2 separate regions of the Homo sapiens genome follow, and region 2 is linked to region 1. The links are chromatin contacts, found by Hi-C in ENCODE. All regions are on one chromosome and are shown on one strand. Each heading gives the region's core, a stretch centred on a gene start or an enhancer-like site at or near the end of the contact. The rest is flanking DNA. Distances are from core to core; before and after follow the strand shown. Region 1 has its middle 13 kb from the start of LINC01993. Region 2 overlaps CYTH1 (cytohesin 1).

What was found. Hi-C counts contacts between places; a loop is a spot of excess contacts on that map. Pooled maps may share reads with other maps.
Region 2: a map of chondrocyte shows a loop between it and region 1 (2.6-fold over the local background). The contact joins two enhancer-like sites. A Hi-C loop is called at or near these places in 1 of 168 maps with a recorded cell type or tissue (chondrocyte), 1 of 37 single-sample maps with no recorded cell type and 14 of 50 pooled maps.

The regions. Positions count from the first base shown.
Region 1 is chr17:78,287,349-78,295,077 of GRCh38, reverse strand. No RefSeq gene overlaps it. Among named protein-coding and RNA genes, the nearest start is that of LINC01993, 13 kb to the right of the region's middle. RefSeq lists a silencer at 3,078-3,347 and an enhancer at 6,919-7,420. Within about 2 kb of position 3,002, at least 2 of the 41 ENCODE cell types and tissues checked have a DNase peak (open chromatin) inside an H3K27ac peak, as active enhancers do.
Region 2 is chr17:78,703,110-78,710,838 of GRCh38, reverse strand. CYTH1 (cytohesin 1) reads left to right here. Exons shown (of 14, transcript NM_004762.6): 2 at 1,107-1,189; 3 at 2,578-2,642. Among named protein-coding and RNA genes, the nearest start is that of SCAT1, 75 kb to the right of the region's middle. Within about 2 kb of position 4,463, at least 9 of the 41 ENCODE cell types and tissues checked have a DNase peak (open chromatin) inside an H3K27ac peak, as active enhancers do.

The DNA of each region.
Region 1 (7,729 bases), core at 1,753-4,252:
TACAAATCAGCATGTGAATTCTTCCAGAACGCGTAGGCAGCTCCTGTAAATTGAGGAAATCAGACTCGTAAAGGCTGTGACTCAGGTTCTCCTCATCATCTCGAACACCATCAAAACAACAATAGAGACACAGAGCAGCATTCACTTCGCGGATGGTTGCAACATAGGAAAAGCAACCACTCACCAGGGCTTTCTTGGATTTCTTGCAAATTACCGTACTCTCTCCGCCCAGGGGTCACCAGCCAGGGCTGCTAAGCACCTAAGATCGCGGGGAGGGTGTTGGCCTGGGATTCCCGGCCAGGATGCAGGACTAGCCTTAGTTCTGGGATATTCTCCCGACTTTAAGGAGGGAGGCCTCTTCCTGTGGTCAGTGGCCATGGCCTGTGAGCCTGGACTTGCGGCCAGGGTAGGATCAACACACAATTCCCCCTTCACCACCATGTCACATGCCCCCAGGCATTGCAGCCGCCAGGGTCTGGGGTCCTCACTCTCGCTTTCCCAGCTGCATCCCACCAGCAACCACAATTGGCCTTGGCGTGTACTCTTCATCCAGACTGCAGCTGCCTCCCTACAGTACTCTGGGGAGTCTGCCCTGCTCTTCATGGTCACACTCTCCACCTGCCTCACTCACCACCGTTCACGGTCATTTATTGGCCCTCCAGGCATGTCCTGGGGACCTCTCAAGCCCTCCCTTGAAACGCTTAACCCATCGGGTTAGGGCCAAGCAGGAGGGGCTTGTGTGGATTTGAAGACCCTCTGGACCAGGGATTCCAGCGATAAGCATAAAGGAACAGGCCTGAAGGCCAGGGTTTGGAGTGCTGTTTTCCTGGGCAGTGATAGCCCAGAATACCAGGGGTCAGGACTTGGGGCACACTGAGTTTGAGCATGACTGACCCTCGGAGGCACTGCCTCATCAGAGACTCACTCAACTAGCCAGGCCCTCCTGCACGGGGAGGGGCCCTGTCCTCTGCAGACTCTCCCTCATGGTCACAAGACACCCTTGGGCAGGCCCAGGCCATGTGCCTCTAGGTCCCAATGCAACAGAAAGGGAACTACTTGGCCGGGTGCAGTGGCTCACGCCCGTAATCACAGCACATTGGCAGGCCTAGGTGGGTGGATCAGCGGAGGTCAGGGGTTCAAGACCAGCCTGGCCAACATGGTGAAACCCCATCTCTACTAAAAATACAAAAATTAGCTGGGTGTAGGCCGGGCACGGTGGCTCACGCCTGTAATCCCAGCACTTTGGGAGGCCGAGGAGGGCAGATCACGAGCTCAGGAGATCGAGACCATCCTGGCCAACATGGTGAAACCCCATCTCTACTAAAAATACTAAAAAATTAGCCAGGCGTGGTGGCGGGCGCCTGTAGTCCCAGCTACTCGGGAGGCTGAGGCTGGAGAATGGCGTGAACCCGGGAGGTGGAGCTTGCAGTGAGCCGAGATTGTGCCACTGCACTCCAGCCTGGGGGACAGAGCCAGACTCCGTCTCAAAAAAAAAAAAAAAAAATTAGCTGGGCGTGGTGGTGTGCGCCTGTAATTGCAGCTACTTGGGAGGCTGAGGCTGGAGAATCACTTGAACCTGGGAGGCGGAGGTTGCAGTGAGCCAAGGTCGTGCCACTGCACTCCAGCCTGGGTGACAAAGCAAGACTCCATCTCAAAAAAAAAAGGAACTACTTGTAGGTAAAGCAACTGAAACCTATTTATAGGGCCATCTGACCCGGGTTGGGACATGTATCCTATATCGTTATAACCAAGGGGGTGAGAGAGTCAGACTGGCTTAGACCAATGAAGGCTCATCCCTGGGGTAAAGTGGATGGTGGAGAAGAAAGTGACAAAAGTTCACTATGAGAGGTGATCTGAATGAGCCCCAAAGTCTATGATTAGAAGCCAAGAGCATGGGGCCAGTCACGGTGGCTCACGCCTGAAATCCCAGCACTTTGGGAGGCCGAGGTGGGTGGATCACTTGAGCCCAGGAGTTCGAGATCAGCCTCGGCAACATGGCAAAACTTCATCTCTACACAAAATACAAGCCAGGCATGGTGGCATGCACCTGTGGTCCCAGTTAGTTGGGAGGTTGAGGTAGGAGGATCACCTGAGCCCAGAAGGTTGAGGTTGTAGTGAGCTGTGATCGTGCCACTGCACTCCAGCCTGAGCGACAGAGTGAGACTTTGTCTCAAAAAAAAAAAAAAAAAAAAAAAGGCAGCCTGGAGGACAGCTGCAGCAGCACCGTGCATCTGTATCCTGGGTGTTTAATAACTGATTGTTGAGGAAGGAAGGAAGGAAGCTGGACACAGAGAGGCAGGTATCCAGCTCTCGCTTCTGGGAGGTTGGTGGAGATGGGCACAGAGCCCAGGGCACCCGGCCAAATCAGGGGCAGGTCCAGCTAGGAGGGTCCCTTCTGAGAGCAGCGGTCCAAGCTCGCTCCTCCCTGGGAGCAAGAAGCCTGGTCAGAAACAGAGACTGAAGCAGGAGGTGAGTCCATGTGAGGCCGTGGCTTGGACACCAACCTGAGATGTTGGAGACATGGAGTGAGGCCCCATGGAGAGGGCAGATGAGGAGGGTGGATTAGGGCTGATCTTGGGAGCTGTTGCCCCCATATCCCTTTGACATTCGCCTTGGCAAACTTTGTAGGCCCGGAGGAGAGTTCTCAAAACACAGTGAGTGTGACCTGAGGGACACAGCCGGACTGGGCTGCAGGTGGGTGGATCCGAGGTGGATGAGACCAGCCCCTGTTGTGTCCTATGCTTAGATCTCGGGGCACTCTTGGGCGGTCTGTAACTGGCAACAGTGTCGCCCCCACGCAGGGAAAGCCGAGTGGGACCCAGGGTGGTCCTTGGGGAGCCCTCCACCCAGGCTCCAGCTCCGGCCTGCCCGCTGGCCAGGACATTACCTGTTCCCAGAACGCCATCTGCCCCAGAGGCCATTCACCCTGGCGGCAGGCTGGGCCAGAAAGCAAGTGCCCAGCCCCAGAGCCAAGAGTGAGGCATGAACGATGCCAGCAGAATGCCACACGTCCTCAACTCGGGCTGCCTGAAGCACAGATACTGTGGCTCCCCTGAGTTGGCCCTTTGACCATGGAGTCCACCGTCCCCAAGGAGGTGCTGGGGACAGAGGCATCGGCTCGGCAGCGTGAGGGTTTCTGTTTGCAGACAGGACGGTGCAACACACAGGTGAGGCTCACACGAGTTTGCCCTGGAGACCCCGCCTGCCTCAGAGAACTGGGGGTGTGGAGAGGCCCAGAAAGCTTCACAGATGTGGGGCTGACCAGCCTGGGGGAGAACCCTGTCTCGGGGGATCCCCACTAGCAATCCAGAGTGGACTGGGTGTGGGCTGAGAGGGGCCACTGCTATGACTGGGAAGCTTGGAGGTCTTCAACTGTCAGTCCCATTTTAGGAGGAGCAACTGACCCAGGGGCTGACTGAGTGTGTGCCCAAGAGAGGAGGGTCTGCCTGTCCGCATTGAGGAAGGCGCCTGCTGATGGGTGTCAGGGGTGCGTCGAGCCCACTCTGCCCGCTCTGTCTCCAGGGACCCTCCCTGCTGCTCTTCAGTCTCCTTCCTCGCTGGGGGCAGATCATGCGGGGCACGGCGCAGGAGGAGAAACTGCAGGGCAGCCGGGCACCATGGCTCACGCCTGTAATCCCTGCACTTTGGGAGGCTGAGGTGGGCGGATCACCTGAGGTCAGGAGTTTGAGACCAGCCTGGCCAACATGGTGAAACCCCATCTCTACTAAAAATACAAAAATTAGCTGGGCGTGGTGGTGGGCGCCTGTAATCCCAGCTACTTGGGAGGCTGAGGCAGGAGAATCACTTGAGCCCAGGAGATGGAGGCTGCAGTGAGCCAAGATCATGCCATTGCACTCCAGCCTGGGCAACAAAAGCGAGACTCCATCTCAAAAAAAAAAGAAAGAAAGAAAAAGAAACTGCAGGGCAGGCCCAGCTGTGACACTGGCAGGGCCCAGTGCAAAATGAAGATGCAGGGCTCCTTGTTAAAAAATCACTAAGAATTTCGAAATGGTGACGGAGATCATTAAACCCAGCACAGCGTGCTCTGAGCATGGGGACCAGTGCACCTCCATAGGTCACACACCCCTGGAGCTGGCCCTGCAGCAGGGAGATTAAGGGGAGTCCGCAGTGAGGTGGCATCTTATCTTTCTAATGGGCATCTTAGGCGCACACACAGTACATACAAAGGCCCTGTGGCCGCATGCCAAGGCTCCTGAGGAGGCCCTGAAGTCTGCCTCCCTCTGCATACAGTGAACCATTAAACCTCTAAACAACCAGAGAAATAGGTGTCATTAGTCCCATCTTACAGAGGAGAAAGCGGGGCTCAGGGAGGTGGAGGGACTTTCCCAAGGACACTCAGCAGGCAGGCGGCAGAGCTGGAACCCAGAGCCAGCCCAGCGGGCTCCAAAGGCTGGCTTGGGCACACTGGCCATACCACAAGGCAGCTCCTTGTCCCAGCAGGCAGGGCTCCTTTGTGCTGTGGAGCCCAGGCCCCAGCCCCCACTCCCTGGGTTCAAATCTCAGCTCTGGAAGTGACTCAGCCTCTCTGAGCCTCAGTTTCTTCCTCTGTAAAGTGGATATTGTATTCATAGGTCCTCCTTTGATAGGATTGCTTCTCGTGATACACGCAGGATGCGAAGAACAGTAGCAGGCACGGAAAAGGCCCCAAATAACATCTTCCATGGATGCCACTGTGGCCTCGCTCGCTGTTCTTCCTGCCGCTGCCGCCCAGCCTGCAGGTCTCTCCCACTTTGGGTAAATAACCCTTCCCCACCTTTGGCAAGCCGGGCCACCTGGCAGTACGTGCAGGGCTCAGGTCACTGCCCACACCCACCCGTGCATGCCCAGGTAGGACACACACACTCTCTCTCACACACACTTACACTCGCACTTACACACACAACACACACACTCATTCACACTTACACTCAACACACAAACACACTCGCACTCACACACAAAACACACACACACTCATTCACACACTCACACTCAACACACACACGCCACTCACACACACACAAAACACATACTCACACACACACATACACTCACACACACTGACACCCCTTAGCCTGGTGTCTTGAGCCAAGTACGAGGCTGCGAAGGTCTCCCTCTAGCGGCCCAGAAAGAGTAGATGCTCACTCAGGCCTGACTTAACTCACTGGAGGAAGCCGCGGGAACTCCTCTGCCCTGGGCTGCAGCCGGATCCTAAGAAGTTCCCGTCCTGGCTGGGGGGTTGGGCATGGTGGCTCACACCTGTAATCCCAGCACTTTGGGAGGCCGAGGCAGGCGGATCATCTGAGGTCGGGAGTTTGAGACCAGCCTGACCAACGTGGAGAAACCCCGTCTCTACTAAAAATACAAAATTAGCTGGGCTTGGTGGTGCACGCCTGTAATCCCAACTACTAGGGAGACTGAGGCAGAAGAATCGCTTGAACCCTGGAAGCAGAGGTTGCAGTAAGCCAAGATCGCACCACTGCACTCCAGCCTGGGCGACAAAAGCGAAACTCCATCTCAAAAAAAAAAAAAAAAAATAGAATCCCAGGTCCCGGCCATGCCTAGACACCCGCCTTCTGTCCCTTCATTCATCTGAGCAGCAGGAGCTGAACACTTGTCAGCAGCAGCCCAGCCCAGAGGCTAGAATCAGAGCCAGTCCCACGTCCAGGACCCGAGGAGGTCCCAAGGCTTTTGGGGGGCCAAACAGAGCTGGCTGAGGGGTGACGAGTAGGAGGTCTCACAGCCCTCAATGTCAGGCACAAGGGGAGAGGCAGGGTAGCCCAGGAAGAAGGACGTGCACAGGCAGGGGCTCCATGCCTTCATGCCTGGGGCTGGGGCAGGATCCGGCTGCAGAGGTGAGGCACACACAGTAGGACTGCAATAATGAATACACAGAGTAGGACTGCAGTAATGAGTGAAGGAATGAGCGCATGAACCGACAGCCTTGCAGGTTTGTTTTTGTTTTTGTTTTGTTTTGTTTTGAGACAGAGTCTTGTTCTGTTGCCCAGGCTGGAGTGCAGCAGCATGATCTCAGCTCACTGCAACCTCCGCCTCCCAGGTTCAAGTGATTCTCCTGTCCCAGCCTCCCGAGTAGCTGGGACTACAGGCACGCACCACCATGCCAGGCTAATTTTTGTATTTTTAGCAGAGACAGGGTTTCACCATGTTGGCCAGACTGGCCTTGAACTTCTGACCTCAAGTGATCGGCCCACCTCAACCTCCCAAAGTGCTAGGATTACAGGCATGAGCCACTGTGCCTGTCCAGCTTTGCCACTTTTGTATCACAAGCCCCTTGTACCTCTTAACAATAGATTCAGAGGTGGTTTGGTCTCAGCTGGAGAGAAGCCAGAGAACCTATACTTCTAAAAGTAGCTCAGATGGGCCGGGCGCAGTGGCTCACACCTGTAATCCCAGCTCTTTGGGAGGCCAAGTTGGGAGGATCGCTTGAGCCCAGAAGTTCAAGACCAGCCTGGGCAACATGGCAAGATCTGTCTCAGCAAAATATTTAAAAACTTAGCTGGGGCATGGTGGTACACGCCTGTGGTCCTAGCTACTTGGGAGGCTGAGGTGAAAGAATCACTTGAACCCTGGAGGTTGAGACTGCAGTGAGCCAAAATCCCACCACTGCACTCCAGCCTGGGCAACAGAGCGAGACCCTGTCTTAAAAAAAAAAAAATAAAAAAAGGAGCTTAGATAATTCTGAGACCAGGCAAGTCTGGAAACTTCCTGACTTCTTGTGGCATCCCTGGTTGCCTGGACACTGATTAACTCACAGCCCCAGGCCCCAGGACTCTGAGCTGGGAGGTCTGGGGTGGCCCTGGAAGCTGCCTATGCAACCAGTGTCCCAGGCATGGGGGTCCCAGTCACCCTCTGGGGTGCAGCAAACTAAGAAGCAGGAGCAGGGGACTCAAGGGGATCCCCAGGACGATGGCATTAGCGGGAACTGCCCCAGGCACTGGCAACCGCAGCCAATCCCGTGCTCTCTGGGCCTCTGGTCGCACTCAGAAGACATACCTTGTCCAGGGCCAACAGCGGTGTGAGGACCAGGACGGGGACCCTGTAGTTCCCACCAGTCATGTGTCCTGGACAGCCCACGTCACCTCTGACACTTGGTCACACAACGATGTGAAGATACTTACTGCCACTGAATTGAAACACTTAAAAATGGCTAAAGTTGGCTGGGCGCGGTGGCTTACGCCTGTAATCCCAGCACTTTGGGAGGCCGAGGCAGGTGGATCATGAGGTCAGGAGATTGAGACCATCCTGGCTGACATGGTGAAACCCCATCTCTACTAAAAATACAAAAAATTAGCCAGGCACGGTGGCGGGCACTTGTGGTCCCAGCTACTCAGGAGGCTGAGGCAGGAGAATGGTGTGAACCTGGGAGGCGGAGCTTGCAGTGAGCCGAGATCGTGCTGCTGCACTCCAGCCTGGGCGACAGAGCGAGACTCTGTCTAAAAAAAAAAAAAAAGGCTAAAGTGGCAAATTTTATGCTATGTGTTTTTTACCACAAATTTTTTTTTTTTTTTTGAGACAGAGTCTCACTCTGCCACCCATGCTGGAGTGCAGTGATGTGATCTCGGCTCACTGCAACCTCCACCTCCTGGGTTCTAGCGATTCTCCTGCCTCAGCCCCCCGAGTAGCTGGGACTATAGGTGCGCACCACCACACCCAGCTAACGCTGGTATTTTTAGTAGAGAAGGGGTTTAACCATGTTGGCCAGGCTGGC
Region 2 (7,729 bases), core at 3,214-5,713, 410 kb before region 1:
CTCAAACCACCCCTACCCTTGAGAGTGTGGGTGCCCTTTGCTGTGCCATGGAGGGAACAAGAGCCAACACTTCTGAGCTTCTGCTCAGCACCAGGCAGGGTTTGAGGCACTTTAATTACTCTACATCATCTTCACAGCAGCCTTATCAAGTGGGTGATGGTGGGACCACTTCATTGATGATGAAATGTGACCCAAGTGGGTTACATAACTTGTCTGAAGTGACCTAATTTGATATTTGGTAGATTGGAGCTAGGATTTGAACCTGGTTTGTTTGATTCTAATGCTTGTTCTTCTCATTTGCCCACATGGCTTCCCATAGCATGCTTGAAGGGTCATTTTAGAGGGTGTCTGTCCAAATCTCCTGTTGGTATAGGTGGGGGAGATTGAGCCATTGGAGGATGGCAGAAGTATTTTGTGGTGAGAGCTGTGATCTGGGAATTAAGTAACTTTCTTCTGATGATAAGAGCACATTGTAAAACATCGAAACAATGAAGAAAGGTATGAAGCAGAAAGAGAAAGTCCCATAGTCCCAGTTCCCAGAGTTAAGCACTGATTTTAGGTGTATATTCTAGACTTTTTTTATTTCTCAGTGCATACATAGTCTCTTTCTCCAAACCCCTCCCAGAGATGGCACAAAATTGTTCGTACACGTTGCTTTGCCTCTTGCCTCCCCTCCCCACCTCAGGGGGTCATGGACATCTTTCCATCTCGGAGACTCTGTTTTTGACCATGAGGGAGCTGAGGCCTAGAGAGATTAATTAAATGTCAGCCTGAAGTCTCCCAGCTGGAAGGGATGAAAATGGCCAGGCGCTCAGCTAATATTCATCCTTTTTCATTCATAGCCAACCTAATTTAACCTTCAGTAATCTCTTCTCTCTCGTTTTTCCTTCCAAGAGTTTCTCAGAGCTTTTCTGTGTGATTTAAGGGCCTTCCTTTCTTAGAAATCTGATAAGAATTGGAGCCATAACTATTTCTATCACTCAGTCATTTCTGAAACTGACTTCTAGTTTCTTTCTTGATATCTTTCTCCTTTTGTGGCCTCTGGATCTTCCTTGATTTTTGGCGAGATAAAAGCTTTCTTGTAACATTGCCCTCCATTTTTGTAGTTCCCAGTGACCTGACAGCAGAGGAGCGTCAAGAACTGGAGAACATCCGACGGAGAAAACAGGAGCTGCTGGCTGACATTCAGGTAGGAGAGTGGCATGGTGGTTTCACCAACGTAAGAACCACAGTGACAGTTCCATTTGTATGAAAGGGTGTCCTTTGCAGAGTGTCTCCTCAAGACACTTTTGACCTGCCCTCACTACAGCTCTGCACAAAGCGTAGGTGTTGATAATCAGTCACCTTTCCTCTACAGCTGAGGAGATGCAGTGTCAGAGAGGTTGAGTGGCTTGTCCAGGTTCACCCAGTTGGTCGGTTGTCGGAGCTGGAGATAGCCTGCAAGACTCCTGTCTCCTGAGTAGTCCTCTCTGCTGTGTTTGCCCTTGCGGAGCAGAGTGGATGAGGAGAGGCAATGAGAATGTGGGCTTCAGGCGAAGCTCGGCCCACGCCCTGGCTCTGGCTCTGCCGCTTACTGGCTGAATGATTTGAGACAAGAGAGTTCCGGTTCCTTGAACTTCAGTTTCTTCATCTGTCAGATCATGAAAACACCTGCTACACAGTTGGAAGGACTTAGCATGAAAGACAGCATAATTTCTGGTCCCTATAGATGTACTTAGTGATAGCAATTTTACAATTACAATTTTTCCAAGTTCCTTTTTGTAACTATCAAGCTTGTAGGAAATAAGTCTAGAAGCCAATAGTTGGATTATTTTCGCCCTAAGACAGCAAATGTTATTCTTTCAGAATTCTTCACAAGACATTAGGAGTGGGGTTAAGGAGGGAATCCTGTTGCCCAAAGTAGCAAAATGAGGAAAGACTTGACTTTCTCTGGAGTTGATTTAAGTATATTTTGATAGTTCTCCCTGATCCTTTGATTTCTGCTTCACTGGTAGATCGTGAGAAAGCTAAGCAGCTCTCCACTTAAGCCCCACTTCCCCGTGAGAGCCCATCCATTCTGACCAACAGTGTGCTGGAATGAGGAGGGTGGGTGCGGATGCACAGCCGATTTGATCAGACATTCCCTTTGCCAGCCGCTTGGTGGCATTGTTGCCCTGGCACAGCTACTGCAGGCTCTGCAGCCTGGGCTTTGGGTAGGAGACTTTGTCCTCTGAATTTTCTGGCATGCTTGTGTTTAGTAAGCTGCAGACTTGTTCTGAAAGATTGTGATGAGGCAGCCAGGTTTTGTTTTTCACACAGCATATATGCTTATAAACTTTCCTAGACCGTAAACTCCTTGAGGTCAGAGGCTGTATTCTTTTCTACCTTGGTGTTTTCTGGAATGCTTACTGTTTGGTAGGCACTCAATAAATATTTCTGAAACATGAATTTTCCTAATTTACTTTTTGCATTTTTGTCATATTTTGTTTCATTTTGCTTTATTTTGTTTTTGGTTGGAGGGAGTTATGTGAGATTTTAGAAGTTTTAATTTGATCTGCATCTGCCTTTCCTGCTGACTCTGGACTGTCTGTTTTATAGAGGCTGAAGGATGAGATAGCAGAAGTAGCTAATGAAATTGAAAACCTGGGATCCACAGAGGAAAGGTGAGTCTGCCCTGCTGCCAGGTGGCTTCTGTGGTTGTAATTCCTTAAAGCACCCAGGCCTTAATTATGCTTACGTGGCACATTGAAGGAAAAAGTCAGCTTTGTGTCTTTCTAATTCTAGCAAGCACATACACACCCATAATGTCTGCCTTCCATCCTTCACCGCAAGGCCTCCTGAACATAGGAGCTTCTTCCAGTGTTTAAAAAATTGAACTGGAGGCCGGGCGCGGTGGCTCACGGCTGTAATCCCAGCACTTTGGGAGGCCGAGGCAGGTGGATCACGAGGTCAAGAGATCGAGACCATCCTGGCCAACATGGTGAAACCCTGTCTCTACTCAAAATACAAAAATTAGACGGGTGTGGTGGTGCACACCTGTAGTCCCAGCTACTCGGGAGGCTGAGGCAGGAGAATTGCTTGAACCCGGGAGGTGGAGGTTGCAGTGAGCTGAGATCGCGCCACTGCACTCCAGCCTGGTGACAGAGCGAGACTCCGTCTCAAAAAAAAAAAAAAAAATTGAACTGGAGAACTTCAAAGGTCCCAGAAAGCCTTAAACTGCTCCTAAATTTTTATGTGAATTACTCCCCTCTGTTGTCCACTGTCGGTGTGCATTTTAAAGTTTCTGTTTTTCCTTTGTGTAAAGGAAAAGCTTAATGAATGCTGCTGATACGATTTCAAAGGGCTGGAGTGTCCAGTCATGTCTGAGGATAATCGTGAGCTTATTTGCACCTTCCTAATGCTTAAGGGAAGAAAATGTAGAAATGCGATGATAGTATAAAAGGACAAGGACTCTGCTTTTTTTTTTCCTTTTATTTTCATGAAATGTTAGTGACTTTGAGAGTTTAGTTTTGAATGGGGTTCCCAGACCGTTTTCTGACTGCTTAATGCAATAAATGAGCTGTTTCCAATTCACTACATGTCTGTATTTTTCTAAGCCTAAGTCTTCCTGTCTGGCTTCGTAGGACTGTTTGATTTGTTGTTTTAGACTCCTGTGGGCAGTGCCTTCAGGGTATAGTGAGGCTGAGTCCTCCACAGAAGGCAGCCAGCTCACCACGGCCAGTCTCTGTATTGTCCATTTGGTATTTTGGATTAGTTTCCCCTCTTTCCATTTTAAACACTCGTAGCTTAAATGAAACGGATACGTTGGACTTCATAAAAATTTAAAACTTCCGCTTTTGTAAAAGATAAAACTATTAAAAACTATTAAAAGAAATGAACAGGCAACAGATTAGAAGTAAATATTTGTAACAAATATATCTGAAAAAGGACTTGTATCTAGAATATATGATAGAAAGGCAGCCCAAATAAGAAAATGGGCAAAAAACTTGGACACTTTACAAAAGAAGCCATATGTGTAGTAGACACATGAAAAATGCTTAACATCATTAGTTGTAGGGGATGTAATTTAAAACCACCATGAAACGGTACTTCACATCCCCTATGATGGCTAGAATTAAAAAGACTGATGGTACCTCATGTTGGCAAGTGCTAGTGAGAATAAAATAATATAACCATTTGGGAAAGAAGTTTGGCAGTTTCATCAGCAATTCAACTCCTAGTTACTTAAGAGAAATGAAAACATGTCCATACAAAGACTTGTACAAGAATATCTATAGCATTCTTATATAAAATAACCAAAAGCTGGAAATACCCTGAATGGCTGCCAGCAGGTGACTGGATAAACAGGTCGAGGTAATAGACTATTACTCAGCAGTGTGAAGGAATGAACTGCTAGCGTGCAGCAGCACGGATGAATCTCACGAACATTGTGATGAGTGAAAGAAACTGTGGGCACCGTGTGCTTCCATGCGTGAGCATCTAGAACATGCAAACTAAGCTGTGCTAGTGTGCTAGCCGAAATCATGACAGTGCTGCCTCCGAGGTGGTTGCTGGGGCGGGGTGGGGTGGGGTTGACTAGGAAGGGCCATAGGGAACTTACAGGGATGGCAGGAATATTCTGTATTAATCTGAGTGGTGCTTCAAGGGTATATGCACTCATCAAAACAAATTGAACTGTGCACTTAAGGTGTGTGCATTTTGTTAAATGTAAATTTTACCTCGATCTTAAAAATGTAAAAAAAAATGGCTTTTTTCTGACTATAAAGGTAATACACCTTTACTGCAGAAAATTGGTAAAATACAGAAAAGTATAAAAAACAAATTTCTCATAAACACTTATCCCAGAGATAATCAGGATTCATATTTTGGTACGTTTCCTTTCTGTATATTCCGGTGTCTGCACACACATATTCAGAATTCAGTGTGCCCTTTGTTTTTCTCTTGATTAATTCTCTGTCAGTTACCATAGAACAGCAAGGAAACGCAGACACCAGGAACGTGAGTGCATCCAAAGTACTCAGCCAGTGAATTTGGGAAGACTTGTAACTCATGAACTGCATCTGAAGTTGTGAGTCAGGAAGTAGTCTTTAGGTTATTATTATTTTTTAATCTGGAACTTAAAATGGTTTTCCGGTATCGAAAGCGCCAAGACGGAAGTGATTCTGCACATCCCTGAGGATCCATCCATACGGGTACTCAGGCTCACCCTGCATTTGTTTCTCAAGCAGGCATTACATTTGCTCGGACTTTCTTATAGGAGAGAATTCATGTTTCTCATCGACGATCTGATGCATTTTGTAGGAATGATCCTAAATACTATTTAATCAAGCAGAAATAATATACTCATGTAGTACAGGATTTCACTTTCTGAAATGTATACGCGTCAGTTAACTAAGGCGATCCAGTAGCAGTAAGCTGTTTTCCTTTGGACACCTTAACTGGGGTGTCAGACCTGTGTAGGCTGGGGAAAGCCACTTAGAGAAGTAGCTGCCTAAGGCCTAGAGCTATAGGGGCTCCAAGTGGGGCAGATAGAGAAGTGAGCTGGCTAGCTAATGAAATTAGGGAGCCATCTCTGGTGTGTGTCCCAGGCAGTCATGTGGCACAGACTGTGACTGGCGGATATCTGGGAGTGTGCGTTCTGGTGGCTGCAGGAAAGCCTTTGGTGAGGACTGGACTGAGGCCCAGGAAGCTGAGCATTCCCAGGAGTTTCACCCCTTGCTTCTGTGGGCACCTCTGACGCTGCCTCACCACTTACACTGGAAACCATGAAACAGGCCTTCCTTGTGGTATTTGTTTGGAAATACTGATCAAAGTAATCTTCCTGGATTTAGAAAAAAATGATTAGACAATCATTTTAGTTAAATAGGAATTTCTAGATACCTGGTCATAACCCTTCATTCTGGCTGAAATTAAATGGTGTTTCCCCCATGACTTTGTTTCCTAAGGCAGCTGTTGACAGGGGAGCCCAGATTATCTTACACCTGGAAGTTCTGATACTACTCACAGTTTTCAGGTGTTCCTTTCAAAAGGTCAAAACAGCCTGGATGCGATGACTCATGCCTATAATACCAGCATTTTGGGAGGCCAAGGTAGGAGGATTGCTTGAGGCCAGGAGTTTAAGACCAGCCTGGGTTACATAGCAAGACTCTGTCTCTACAAAATATTTTAAAAAGTAGCCAGTTGTGGTAGTATCTGCTTGTAGTCCTAGTTACTCAGGAGGCTGAGGCCGGAGGATCACTTGAGCTCAGGAGTTAAAGGTTGCGGTGAGCCACAGTCACACCACTGTACTCCAGCCTGGGTGACAGAGCAAGACCCTGCCTGTAACAAAAACAAAAACACAAAAAACACCAACCCTCAAAACACTTAGGAATATTTTCTTCCCTCCATGGATTTAGCTAGAGAACACATGTGTTCTTTAAGGCAATAACATTTTATGATTTTATTTCCGAGCAACTTTTTTGCTCTCGGAGATTATAAAATTACTATTGATATTGATGGCAGTGGTTCTTAAATTTGGGTGCATACCAGAATTACTGCAGGAGGTTTTAAAAATTCAAATTCCTAGGTTCTGCCCCTTGTACTTCTGAGTTACTCAGCCGGTCCAGGGCCTTGCTACTCAGACTCCACACATGGGATCATGTTAAACATACAGCAGAAGCACAGGCCCCTTCTCAGACATAGAGTCAGAATCTGTTTTGTTGAGGCCCCAGGTGACGTGTATGTATAAACGAGCGGAGCGTCTTCACGTCTGATATGCTCCCAAGGCTGCTGGTTGGTGGACCAGACTTTGAGAAGCTTGGTCTGTGAATCTGCATTTTTCATTCTGATACAGTCAAGAAAACTGCCTATTATTTAGCAACTTCTTAAAAAGTTAAATACAGATGTACCGTATGACCCAGCAGTGTCCACCCCTGGGTATCTACCCAAGGAAAATGAAAACGTGTCCACACAAAGACATATATGCAAATGCTGATAGCAGCCTTCTGCATAATTGTCCCAAACTGTAAACAGCCTAAGTGTCCATCATCTGGTGAATGGATAAACAGATGTGGTTTATCCATACCATGGAAGATGACCCAGCAGCAAGAAGGCATGTAGTACTGGCCCACGCTCCAGCACCATGACCTTGACAACATTATGCTAATGAAAGAAGCCAGATCTGAAAATCCACATCTTTTATGATTCTGTTTGTATGATATGTCCAGAATAGGCAAATCTGTGGAGACAGACAATAGATTAATAGTTGCCTGGGGATGGAGGTAGAAGTAAGGATTAACTGTAAAAAGGTGTGAGGAATTCTGTAGGGGAGATGAAAATGTTCTAAAACTGGATTATGGTGATGTTGCACAACTTAGTAAGTATACTAAAAATTCAAATATGTACCTACAGTAGGAGTATTATAAGTAAATTATACCCTGATAAAGTTTTTTTTTTTTTTTTTTTTTTTTGGAGACGGAGTCTCACTCTGTCACCCGGGCTAGAGTGCAGTGGTGGATCTCCACTCACTCCAACCTCCAACTCCCAAATTCAAGTGATTCTCCTGCTTCAGCCTCCCGAGTAGCTGGGATTACAGGTGCCCACCACCATGCCTGGCTAATTTTTGTATTTTTAGTAGAGACAGGGTTTCACCATGTTGGCTGGGCTGGTCTTGAACTCCTGACCTTGTGATCCACCCACCTCGGCCTCCCAAAGTGCTGGGATTACAGGCATGAGCCACTGTGCCCGGCCTACCCTGATAAAGTTTTTTTAA